Linked DNA regions of Homo sapiens: region 2 is linked to region 1. Evidence: chromatin contacts called from ENCODE Hi-C or POLR2A ChIA-PET data. All regions are on one chromosome and are shown on one strand. Each heading gives the region's core, a stretch centred on a gene start or an enhancer-like site at or near the end of the contact. The rest is flanking DNA. Distances are from core to core; before and after follow the strand shown. Region 1 overlaps ARHGAP44 (Rho GTPase activating protein 44). Region 2 overlaps MYOCD (myocardin).

Evidence for each region. A loop is a pair of places that touch in the nucleus more often than their neighbours do. ChIA-PET counts read pairs that join two places held with the same protein, here RNA polymerase II (POLR2A). Pooled maps may share reads with other maps.
Region 2: a pooled map shows a loop between it and region 1 (4-fold over the local background). The contact joins two enhancer-like sites. A Hi-C loop is called at or near these places in 2 of 168 maps with a recorded cell type or tissue (CD4-positive, alpha-beta memory T cell and ascending aorta), 1 of 37 single-sample maps with no recorded cell type and 4 of 50 pooled maps. POLR2A ChIA-PET finds 5 or more read pairs at or near these places in 1 of 52 experiments (GM12878).

Annotation. Positions count from the first base shown.
Region 1 is chr17:12,812,611-12,818,298 of GRCh38, reverse strand. All of the region lies in intron 1 of ARHGAP44 (Rho GTPase activating protein 44), which reads right to left. Among named protein-coding and RNA genes, the nearest start is that of ARHGAP44-AS1, 25 kb to the right of the region's middle. RefSeq lists an enhancer at 2,401-2,490. Within about 2 kb of position 2,283, at least 2 of the 41 ENCODE cell types and tissues checked have a DNase peak (open chromatin) inside an H3K27ac peak, as active enhancers do.
Region 2 is chr17:12,739,339-12,745,279 of GRCh38, reverse strand. MYOCD (myocardin) reads right to left here. Exons shown (of 14, transcript NM_001146312.3): 8 at 844-1,097. Among named protein-coding and RNA genes, the nearest start is that of MYOCD-AS1, 36 kb to the right of the region's middle. Within about 2 kb of position 2,904, at least 5 of the 41 ENCODE cell types and tissues checked have a DNase peak (open chromatin) inside an H3K27ac peak, as active enhancers do.

The sequences.
Region 1 (5,688 bases), core at 1,034-3,533:
TAATTCTAGTTTGGTAAAATGTCTTATCATGAATGGATTTTGAATTTTGTCATTTGCTTTGGCTGTACCAGTTGAGTCATTTAAAATGAGAAATTACAGTGATTTGTGAATGTTGGCCCAACCATACATTACTGGGGTAAATAAACCTCACTTGGTCATAATGTTTTATATTTTTTACATATTGCTGCATTTGATTTGTGAAGATTTTTTACATCTGTGTTCATGAGGACTGTTCGTCTATAATTCTCTTTTTCTGTAATATCTTTGATTTTACTATCAGTGTAATAAAGACCTCACAAAATAGATATGAAGTGTTCTCTCTCCTTCTGTTTTCTGAAAGAGACTGTGTTATTCCCTCAAATGTTTGGTACAACTGTCAGTGAAAATACCTGGTCCCAGAGTTTTGTTTTCAAAAAGAACTCTATTTATAGTAATAAAAGTATTCCAATTATCTCCACTTTTCAAGATACATTATTTCTTCTTTGGTGAATTTCAGTAATTTGCGGTTTTCAAGGAGTTGGTATATTTTACTCAAATTGTCCAATTTATGTGCAAAATGGTGTGTGATACTTTTTAATCCTTTAAACAACTTTCCAGGTCTGCAGTGATATCCCGTTGTTTATTCCTGATATTAGTAATTTGTGTTTTCACTTACATTTTTCCTTAGTCGGTCTGGCCAGATCAACTTTATCGATCTTTTCAAAACATCAGCTTTTGTTTTCATTTATTCTAATTTTTTTCTGTTTTCTATTTCAGTGATTTCTACTCATCTCTTTATTACTTCTTTCATTCTGCCTGATTTGGGGTTTATTTTGTTCCTCCTTTTCTATTTTCTTAAGGTAGAACCTTATATTACTGATTTGAGACCATTCTTCTTTTACTTCTTAATTTTTGTGGGTATATAGTAGGTATATATACTTATGTGCTACATGAGGTTTATTGACACAGGCGTGCAATGCATAATAATCACAGGGTAAATGGGGTATCCATTCCTCTTTTCTAATTAAGCATTTAATGCTATTACATTCCCTCCAATCATTAGATGCACCCCACAAATTTTGATATGTTGTGTTTTCATTTTCATTCAGTTCTAAATACTTTTTAATTTCCCATGAAATTTCCTCTTTTCACCTATGGATTATTTACTTAACTATATTACCAGACATTTGGGGTTTCCTAGTTATCTTTCTGTTACAGATTTCTAGTTGAACTCCATTATGGTCAGAGAACATACTCTGTATGGTTTCACATTTTAAAATCAGTTAAAAATTTACTTTATGGATGAGGATATAGTCAACCTTGGTGAATGTTTCACGAGCACTAGAAAAGAATATGTATCCTCTGTATATCTTATTGTTGAGTGAAGTATTCTATAAATGCCAATTAGATCCAGTTGGTTTACAGTGTTGTTCAGTTCTTCTATGTCCTTGCTAATTTTCTGTGAACTAATTCTATCAATAACTAAGACAGGAGTGTCAAAGTCCTCACCTATAACTGTGGATTTGTCTACTTGTCCTTTTGGTTCTATCACTTTTTTCTTCATGTATTTTGAGCCTCTATTCTCAGATGCATACACACGTAGAATTATTTTGTCTTTCTGGTAAACTGACTCTTTTATCAGTATGTAATGTCTTCCTTTATCTCTGTAATTTTCCTTGAAGTCCACTGTATCTGATATATTAATAAATACACCCCACCTTTCTTTTGAATTGAGCAAGCTTGCTAAACTCTTAATAATTCTAATTATTCATTTGCAGTAATTTTTTAGTTTACATAAACAATCATATCTGAAAATAATGACAGCTTAAAGCTCCTTTCCAATTTTCATCCTTTTTATCATATTTAAGATTTATGACTTTCCCTACCCTAATATAATTCCTCATCATATTCCACTCAAATTAATTTAAGTGTCCACTGATTTTGTCCTAAAAGCTTGTGTGGCAGTTTTAGCAGGGGTGTGTATGGTTAGTTTTATACCTTCTCAACTGGAGAAGGTCACCTTCTTTGCTCAAGTTTATAGCTTCAAGATGAATAAAAGAAGAGTGCTGAGGAGCAGAGAAAACCATTTCTCACCACCCAAATATGCCTAAAAACCAAGAGGCTCAAACAGATCTGCCTTCTACTTGACATTTTCTTTGTTGGCTTCCTTCATGGCAGGCTCCCCTTTTTCAATCCACCCTGCATACTGCAACTAAGGTACTGTTCCAAATCAACCATGCCTATAATCTCACTTCCCCTTTCAACTGCGTTCAGTAACTCCCACTGCCTCACAGACCATATCTCAACTACTGTGCTCAGCTTCCACAGCCCCACTAAAAGCCCAGTCTCCCCAGCATTTGACCTTCCACCAACCTCCACAATACCCACTTCCTTCTAAATAGTTCCATCTGTCCAGTGACTGTGAAACACAACATCTATTCCCAACTCTCTGTACTTGGTTCTCTTCCTACAGACTGCCTGCTCATCTCCTTATTTAACTCTGAACTATTCTTAACGGCTCACTTTCAAGTTCCACCTCCCCCATGAAGCTTCTCAAGCAATAAAAGGAGAGGAAAGAGAGTTTTCAATTCTTGTCATGTTGTTGGTATCTGACCTATGTACATACCACCCAACGGCCAATTTGGGACCTGGGCAGTTCCTGGATTCCACTAGGTTCTAGTCTGCCACTTACTTGCTTTGATTTGGAGCCAATTTCTTATCTTCTCCTGACTGGTATACTCTCCTGTAAAATGGAGTCATGGGGGCTCTAATTTCATAATAGTTTAAAAATCTATCATTTTCCTCAGGGATCATAACATTCTCCCACTCAAAATCCTTTCTGATCTTTTAGTCTTTACCTCTTTGTTATGTGCTATATTCTATTATTCACGCTTCCAGCCTTTTCTACCCCACCAAGGCTATTTCTGTATTTCTCCTAGTATTGAACACAATACACTTTTATTGGCTATGTGGGGAAACTGCTTATTTCCCTCACAGAATAAGTGCGAGGCGGAATGTTTGCAAGGAAATACAGTAGACAGCCGTGTATGAGATTGTACATTCTAAATGCCTACAGGATAACCTTTAGGGGAACCCTGCTTCTCCTCCCTCTTCTATTTTGTTCTACAAAATCCCAGGAGACTCTGGAGAATCAGGAAAGCCAGGACAAGAATCTTTTAAAAAAAAAAAATCAAAAGAACAACCTGCAGCAGAGTCCTTTTGTCCTCACTTCTCTAAAGCCAGGAGAGAGGAGAAGTAAAAGCAGGTGGTGGGGGAGGTTCAAGGAAAATCAAACCAGGGTTTCTAATGCCCTGGGTAGGGGTGGGAGAAGGTGAGGAGAGTCGGGAAGAAAACTGAACAGTTTCCTCACAACAATCTGACCCTATCAGTCAACCATGATTCAGCAATATTTACCACTTTAAGATGTGTGAAAAGTAAAGGAGGGTTTTTGCTTTTTTGGGGGTTTTTTGGGGTTTTTTTCAGAAAGATAAATCAAAAGTAAAAATAAGGAGGGAGCAGGAGATAAGAAGGAAGAGAGGAAAACAAGAGGAGTACACCCAGTGGAGGAGTGTGCCAGGTAGACGTGAAAAATTAAAACCACTAACAGCATTTGCTATATGTAATATGAGGGTGCAATATAGGTATGCTTGCATATATGCATATAAACATATATTCCCATCAATATATGAACTTGCTTGTCTTTCACGGTGGCCTCTATTCAAGTAAAGAATTAATCTATATCTGCTCCGGGTACAGAAAAGTTACACAAACAAGCTTGGGGCCAGATGCGGTGGCTCACCCATGTAATCCCAGCACTTCGGGAGGCCGAGGCGGGCAGATCACCTGAGGTCAGGAGTTCGAGACCAGCCTGGCCAACATGGTGAAACCCCGTCTCTACTAAAAATACAAAAATTAGCCGGGTGTGGTGGCAGGCGCCTGTAATCCCAGCTACTCGGGAGGCTGAGGCAGGAGAATTGCTTGAACTCAGGAGGCGGAGGGTGCAGTGAGCCGAGATCACGCCACTGCACTCCAGCCTGGGTGAAAGTGCAAGACTCCATCTCAAAAAAAAAAAAAAAAAAAAAAACACCAGTTTGGGAGGTGGCTGCACAGTAACAGGGAAGGGTGTGTGACCTGGCAGGCCCCCCACCACCCAAGGAGAGTGTATCAGAGTCTGAAAAACCCCAAAGAGAAGAGCATACACATTTCAGGCTTATCAAAAAGGGAGATGAATTAAGAAAGCCTGATAAACACCGCTGTAGACAATTAAGCTTTTGGTCAGCACTAAGAAGATAAAACATAATCGATAACCCCGAAGGAAAGGAAGAGATTGCCCTTCTGAATATTTAGATGAAATCTCGAAATATAACACCAAGAAGGTGAGGTCGAAGGGGGCAATGAGTCACGACGGCAGACAGTTGGACTACGTGTGTCCCAGTTCCACACTGGTACTCACCGTGAGCCAGGAGAAATGCCAGCCTGCAGCAGCCTGGGAATAATTTGCCCACATGGTTATATGTGATGTGGGGTGCAATATATGTATCCTTGTATATATGCACATAAACATGCCTCCCACCACCCAAGGAGAGTGTATCAGAATCTGAAAGATACACTCTCTTTGTGTGGTGGGGGACGTGCCAAGTCACACATCCATTCCTGTTACTGAGCATCCATCTCTCAAGCTGGTTTTTTGTAACTTTTCTGTACCTGGAGCAGATACAGATTAATTCTTTACTTGAATAGAAGTCACAGTGAAAGACAAGGAAGCTCATATGCAGATAGAAATGTATGTATTTGTATGCATATATATGCATGTTTATGTGCATACAGACAAGCATACATATATTGCACCCTACATTACATATAACAAACACTGTTAGTGGTTTTAACTTTTCATGTCTATCTGGCACACTCCTCCACTGAGGTACTCCTCTTGTTTTTCTCTCTTCCTTCTTATCTCCTGCTGTCTCCTTATTTTTACTTTTGATTTGCTCTTTATCTTTCTAAAAAAAAAAAACAAAAAACCTCCTTTAACTTTTCACATATCTTAAAGTGTAAATATTCTTGAATCGTGGTTGACTGATAGGGTCAGACTGTTGTGAGAAAACCGTTCAATTTCCTTCCCGACTCTCCTCACCCTCTTCCACTCCCACCCAGGGCAGGAGATTAGAAACAGAACATGCAAAGCAAATTCAAAACATAAAACATAGCGTGGGCAGGACGGTGCAAAGCAGCTCTAAGGAGACTGGCCTGACTGCAGCATTGGCCAACAGTGAGAAGTAATGGAGCTGAGTAAACCAAGGTCCAATTACTCCAAGGCCCTTGCATGTGTGCATGGGACCTGCCATTGCTGAGTGGGTGGATCAATAAAGGCAATACTCCAGATAAGTAGAGACTTTTATAGAACACCATATGACTGTGATTTTTTAAGTTGTTAAGGGAAATAAGGTATTTCAAAATGCCAAAGTAAGGTCAGTTCAAAGAGTAGCTTGTTTAAAAAAAGAGTTGAAAGTAGCTCATGCATTCAGTAAGAAATGCAGTCTGCTTCTCTTCCCTGTTCCCCAGTTGAGAAGCACTGTTCACAACTTTTTATATTCTTCCAGAGATCTTCTATGCACTTGTGAGCATGTTAACCACGTGTGTTTGTGAACCTATTTATCCACCATACAGAAATTATTTCTCTTTACAGAAATTAGGTCAAATACATATAAC
Region 2 (5,941 bases), core at 1,655-4,154, 74 kb after region 1:
CAAGATCGCGCCATTGCACTCCAGCCTGGGCAACAAGAGTGAAACTCCATCTCGAAAAAATAAATGAATAAATAAATAAATATATTTAAAAAAAATAAAAGGTGACCTAGCAATGTGGTCACACAACCTGGGCTCAGGAGTCAATCTTTGAGAGTGTCTGTCAGCTGCTCAGCCCTGTTCCTTCTAAAAGCAGAAGGGCATCGGAATTGCTCATAATTCCAATATCACATTCTTAGACTTTCCATAGTCCAACTTGAAAGTGCTAATACTTTCCTTTTCCCCAAAGGGGCCTCTTATCAAGGGCATTGATTTATAGCAGTCCCTCCACCTATTGGCAGTTTCACTTTACAAGATTTCAGTTACCTGAGGTCAACTGCAGTTCAAAAATAGTTGTGTCCAGTACAATAAGTTATTTTGAGAGAGAAACCACCACATCCAGATACCTTTTATTACAGTATCTTGCTATAATTGTTCTACATTATTGCTAGCTATTATTGTTATTCTCTCACTGTGCCTAATTTATAAGTGAAACCTTATCACAGGTATATATGCCTAAGAAAAATACAGTATATGTAGAGTTCAGTACTCTCTGAGGTTTCAGGGATCCAATGAGGGTTTGGAATACATCTGCAGATATAGAGGGCCCTGTATTTGCTTCCTCCCAGTCTTACGGCTCTGAAAAGGTGTGCATAGTTTCTAAATTGAGTCACCTTCCAAACATACTGGATGAGGAAATGGTGCAATACAGGACTTGCTAGGCCCCATGGTGCTGGCAGATAGATATTAATAGACACCCTTCCCAACCTCTGCCCACAGCCACCCTCCCAGCCTTGCCGGACTTACTTAAGCTGAGCTTGGTGCATCCCTAGGTAGCTGAATCGGTGTTGCTGCTGCTGCTGCTGCTGGCTGAGGATTTGGAGCTGCAGGAACAGCTGCTGTTGCTGGAGCAGCCGAGCGTAGGCTGAGTCCATAGGTGGAGGGGACTTCTCTGCCTTCTGGTCTGGGGGAATGTACTGGTGATATTTAAGCTTCTTCACCTTTGGCTTGGGGTCCTTGGGCTTTTTGTGGCGGTTCTTACTGTCACCCAAGGATTTGGACTGCAAAGAAGATGAGGAAATTGCATGTGCTTTAGGTGATGGCTGAGAATGATTTTGCATCATGGACACGTTGTGAGGCAGTTTTGTCTGATGGCCATTCTTGGATCTCAGAAATATAATATAGCAAAGGCATGATGTACAAAGAGCTCCTAGGACACTAACGTTGCTAATGAACAAATCCATTGCAAATGTATCACACTGGAAGGACACTCCTTAGACAGGGAATGTTGAATCTTAGAAGCAGCTCCAGAGTTTTTCCTTTCTGGAGTACAGCAAAATGTAATCCTGTGTTTCAATGAGTGCATTCTCCTAACCTAAAACCAACTGATGACCTAACAAAGGTTGCATTCTGATCTTGAGACTACTTGTAGAAAGTTCTTTCATGGCTGGGAGCGATGGCTCACACCTGTAATGCCAATGCCAACACTTTGGGAGGCCGAGGCGGGTGGATCACCTGAAGTCATGAGTTCGAGACTAGCCTGACCAACACGGTGAAACCCCTTCTCTACAAAAAATACAAAAAGTAGCCAGGTGTGGTGTCAGGCGCCTGTAATCCCAGCTACTCGGGAAACTGAGGCAGGAGAATTGCTTGAACCCAGGAGGCAGAGGTTGCAGTGAGCCGAGATCACGCCATTGCACTCCAGCCTGGGCAACAAGAGCGAAACTCCATCTCAAAAAAAAAAAAAAAAAAAAAAAGAACTTTCATATGCATATGTGCAGTCACTTTTAGTTAAACACTTAATAAGTCGACTTATTAATGACATAAACTAAGATAAAACTAAGATTTTCTTTGAAAATCTAGAATGTGGTTATTTGTTGCTTTGAGCTGAAAGTAAGATAAACCTTGCCTATCTGCCTGCTGAACACCCTCTCGCCTGCCTGCCAAATACCGATGAAAGATCAGGAAGTAACACCTTTTGAAATAAGGACACTTTACTTATTATGGGAAGGGTTATCCACCTAACTGGAACACTTCCCAGAGTTGGAACCCAAAGCATGTATTGCATGATTTGGACACACTGAATCAGGAAGTTAAGGGTATAGTCTTGGAAGATAAGACAAATTTTTGAAAGTGGTACAATTACTTAACTTTAATACATCTCAGTTTCCTCACCTGCAAGTTGGAGAAAATATTCTTTACTTTTTCTCTCACTAATCAATATAAAGACTATAAAAGATAATATTGAAATAATAACAGGTAGTCAATGAACAGGTAATTATGTCTATAACCTGCTCCTGAAATAAAAGACCTTTGTATATTAGGAAGGAATGGGTCCATCCTGTTATCAGGTTAAAAAAAAGTAATTTTCAGGCCGGGCGCGGTGGCTCATGCCTGTAATCCCAGCACTTTGGGAGGCGGAGGTGGGCGCATCACTTGAGGTCAGGAGTTCGAGACCAGCCTGGCCAACATGGTGAAACCCTGTCTCTGGTAAAAATACAAAAAATTAGCTGGGCTTGGTGGTAGATGCCTGTAGTCTCAGCTTCTCGGGAGGGTGAGGCAGTAGAATAGCTTGAACCCAGGAGGTGGAGGTTGCAGTAAGCCGAGATTGCGCCACTACACTCCAGCCTGGGTGATAGAGCGAGACTCCGCCTCAAAAAAAAAAAATAATTTTCAAACCCTGACTTTATTACAGAAGGTTGAAATGAAGAACACGGATGTCATGACCACGAGTGAGCTAGGATTTGGGGGAACATTGGAAGGAAAGTGTGTTTCCACCGGTGTCCAGAAGAGGGGGCTCCTGAACAGCTGGCAAGCATATTCTGACTTGGCAGGTTCCCCACTTCAACCACAAACTACACATCTGAATGTGACCTTATCCAAAGGAGCTTACAACTCACTTGGACTCAGCGCAATGCACCCCCAAAGGCTCTTTTGTTTTCCAAAGAGACTTCTTCCTGGCGACTAATGAATAATGAACACAAGTAGTTGGGTGTGTTTGGTGGCTCCGTTTCTCTCTGCTTACTAATCGATTAGCATTCTAGTTAGTTAATCAGTCTTCTGTCCTTGGAGAGTTTCTGCAGGGCTCCCGAAACCAGCTCTGCCCTGGCCTGCTCCAGACCAGCTGCTGTTGTCGCCTCATTCTGAGGCTTGCCTTGTCTGGGGAGGATGGGAGCTGCAGCCCTGGCAGGGTCCCGCAGCTAAGTCGGAGGTCCAGGAGCTTTTTTTCTCTATGTTGCCTTAGCACATTCCAGAAGATACTGAAATCGGACCATTTACTCTGGATAGTCTGGGGTAAAGGCTACTATTACTATTCTCTTTTTGAGCCCAGGGGACACTAAGGTTTTTGTGTTTGTTGACCAAGCAGAAGAAATGATGGCTCTTCTACAAACAACCAGCCTGCCGGGACCAGCTGGGTGTCTGTAAGAATCGCCTTTTTCACAGAAAGCGATCTGTTCATCTCCTGGGCTTCTATCATACTTTCTACTACAGTGAGGTTGAAGGCTTTGCTAATTTTTTTTTTTTTTATATATATATACAGAGTCTCGCTCTGTCGACCAGGCTAGAGTGCAGTGACTGCGATCTCGGCTCACTGCCACCACCCCCTCCTGGGTTCAAGCGATTATCCTGCCTCAGCCTCCTGAGTAGCTGGGATTACAGGCACACGCCACCACGTCCGGCTAATTTTTGTATTTTTTGGTAGAGACGGGGTTTCACCATATTGGCCAGGCTGGTCTCGAACTCCTGACCTCAGGTGATCTGCCCGCCTCGGCCTCCCAAAGTGCTGGGATTACAGGCGTGAGCCACCATGCTCCACTGCTAACTTAAATTATGCAAAATTTAAATACTGTGATAGAAATATGAATAACATTTCTTTTTATACTCAGCTTTAGAAATAACGGGACTCATCTCCTCCTCCTTCCCCTGCAATGAACAAAATGCATTGATAGTCACATAATTTCCGACCTGTTGAGCTGAGTGAATTGTCAGCTGGGTTTAAGCTCTTGTGGTTTGGTGGGGGAGCCTTATTGGCAAACTGAAGTGTCTATCATCCATTAGACCATAAAACTGTTACTATATCATTGATTTTTACTTCAATTTACAATCTTTTTTAAGTCCCGTAAGAGTCATTTTAACATTCATTAAGTGGTGGCACTCGAGCTGAGAAAACGTGTTCCCAAATCAGTTGGAAGTTATTTGGGTATAGGCCAGGCACGGTGGCTTACGCCTGTAATCCCAGCACTCTGGGAGGCTGAGGCAGGTGGATTACCTGAGGTCAGGAGTTCAAGATCAGCCTGACCAACATGGAGAAACCCCGTCTTTACTAAAAATACAAAATTTGCCAGGCATGGTGGTGTGCACCTATACTCCCAGCTACTGGGGAGGCTGAGGCAGGAGAATCACTTGAACCTGGGAGGCGGAGGTTGCGACGAGCTGAGATCACGCCACTGCACTCCAGCCTGGGCAACAAGAGTGAAACTCCATCTCAAAAGAAAAAAAAAAGGAACACAAAGGGAAGTTATTTGGGATAAAACATTATAAAGAAGGCCACATGATTACCAGGCAATTAACTGAAGAGAGAGCAGCCTGTGTACTGTGAGATGCGATGCTGGTGTTTATAGAAGCACGAGTCGCAAGTGCAAAGATATGGACCCAACCGAAGTGCCCATCAACCAACAAGTGGATAAAGAAAATGTGGTACATATACAACATGGAATGCTACTCAGCCATAAAAAGGAATGAAATAATGTCTTTTGCAGCCACTTGGATGGAGCTGCAGGCCATTATTCTAAGTGAAGTAACTCAGGAATGGAAAACCAAGTATCATGTGTTCTCACTTATAAGTGGGAACTAAGCTATGAGGATGCAGAGGCGTAAGAATTATGTAATGGAATTTGGGGATTGGGGGAAGATTGGGAGTGGGGTGAGGGATAAAAGATTCCGTATTGTGTACAGTGTACACTGCTCAGGTGACGGGTGCACTACAATCTCCGAAATCGCCACTAAAGGGCCGGGCGCAGTGGCTCACGCCTGTAATCCCAGCACTTTGGAAGGCCAAGGCAGGTGGATCATGAGGTCAGGAGATGAAGACCATCCTGGCTAACACAGTGAAACCCCATCTCTATGAAAAACACAAAAAATTAGCCGGGCATGGTGGCGGGAGCCTGTAGTCCCAGATACTCGGGAGGCTGAGGCAGGAGAATCACTTGAACCTGGGAGGCGGAGGTTGCAGTGAGCTGAGATCGCGCCACTGTATTCCAACCTGGGCAACAGAGAGAGACTCTGTCTCAAAAAAGAAAAAAGAAAAAGAAAAAAAATCACCACTAAAGAACTTCTCTGTGTAACCAAAAACCACCTGCACCCCCAAAACTATTGAAATAAAAATAAAAATTAACAAAAAGATATAATGCTGAGAAAACTAAACATTTGCTATAATGATTCTAGCTACCTGCCTACTATGAATGAAACCCCGTGGTTATTTCCATAGGAAGACTGGCTTGAATGATGTAAGTTTTACGTTATGCAAGCTTTTCAGGGCTACTTCCCTTGCATAAAATCCAACTGCTGCATACCTATTTTATGAAACTTGCAAATCCTGCCTTACAATCAGCTGTGTCTACCTCAAAGGTGAGCTTATGAAATCTTTTAAGTGGGGAACGTGCTGGCTGGACTGTGATTCCAAAGAAATGCAAACCCACAGCCTTCTCCGTGGCAGAGGTGACTTCTGCTGTGCTGCAAGGATGGTGACCCATTTCTCATCTCCTGTTTTGTGACCCTCCTAGTGAGCTGAACCTCTGCCTGGGTCCTCCGTGTAACTCTCCTCGTGTTGTCAGACCTAACTCAGAAAGTTCTGCTCCAAGTCGGCTCTGTGAGCCGAGCGCTCAGGCAGGGCTTGGAGGCTGAT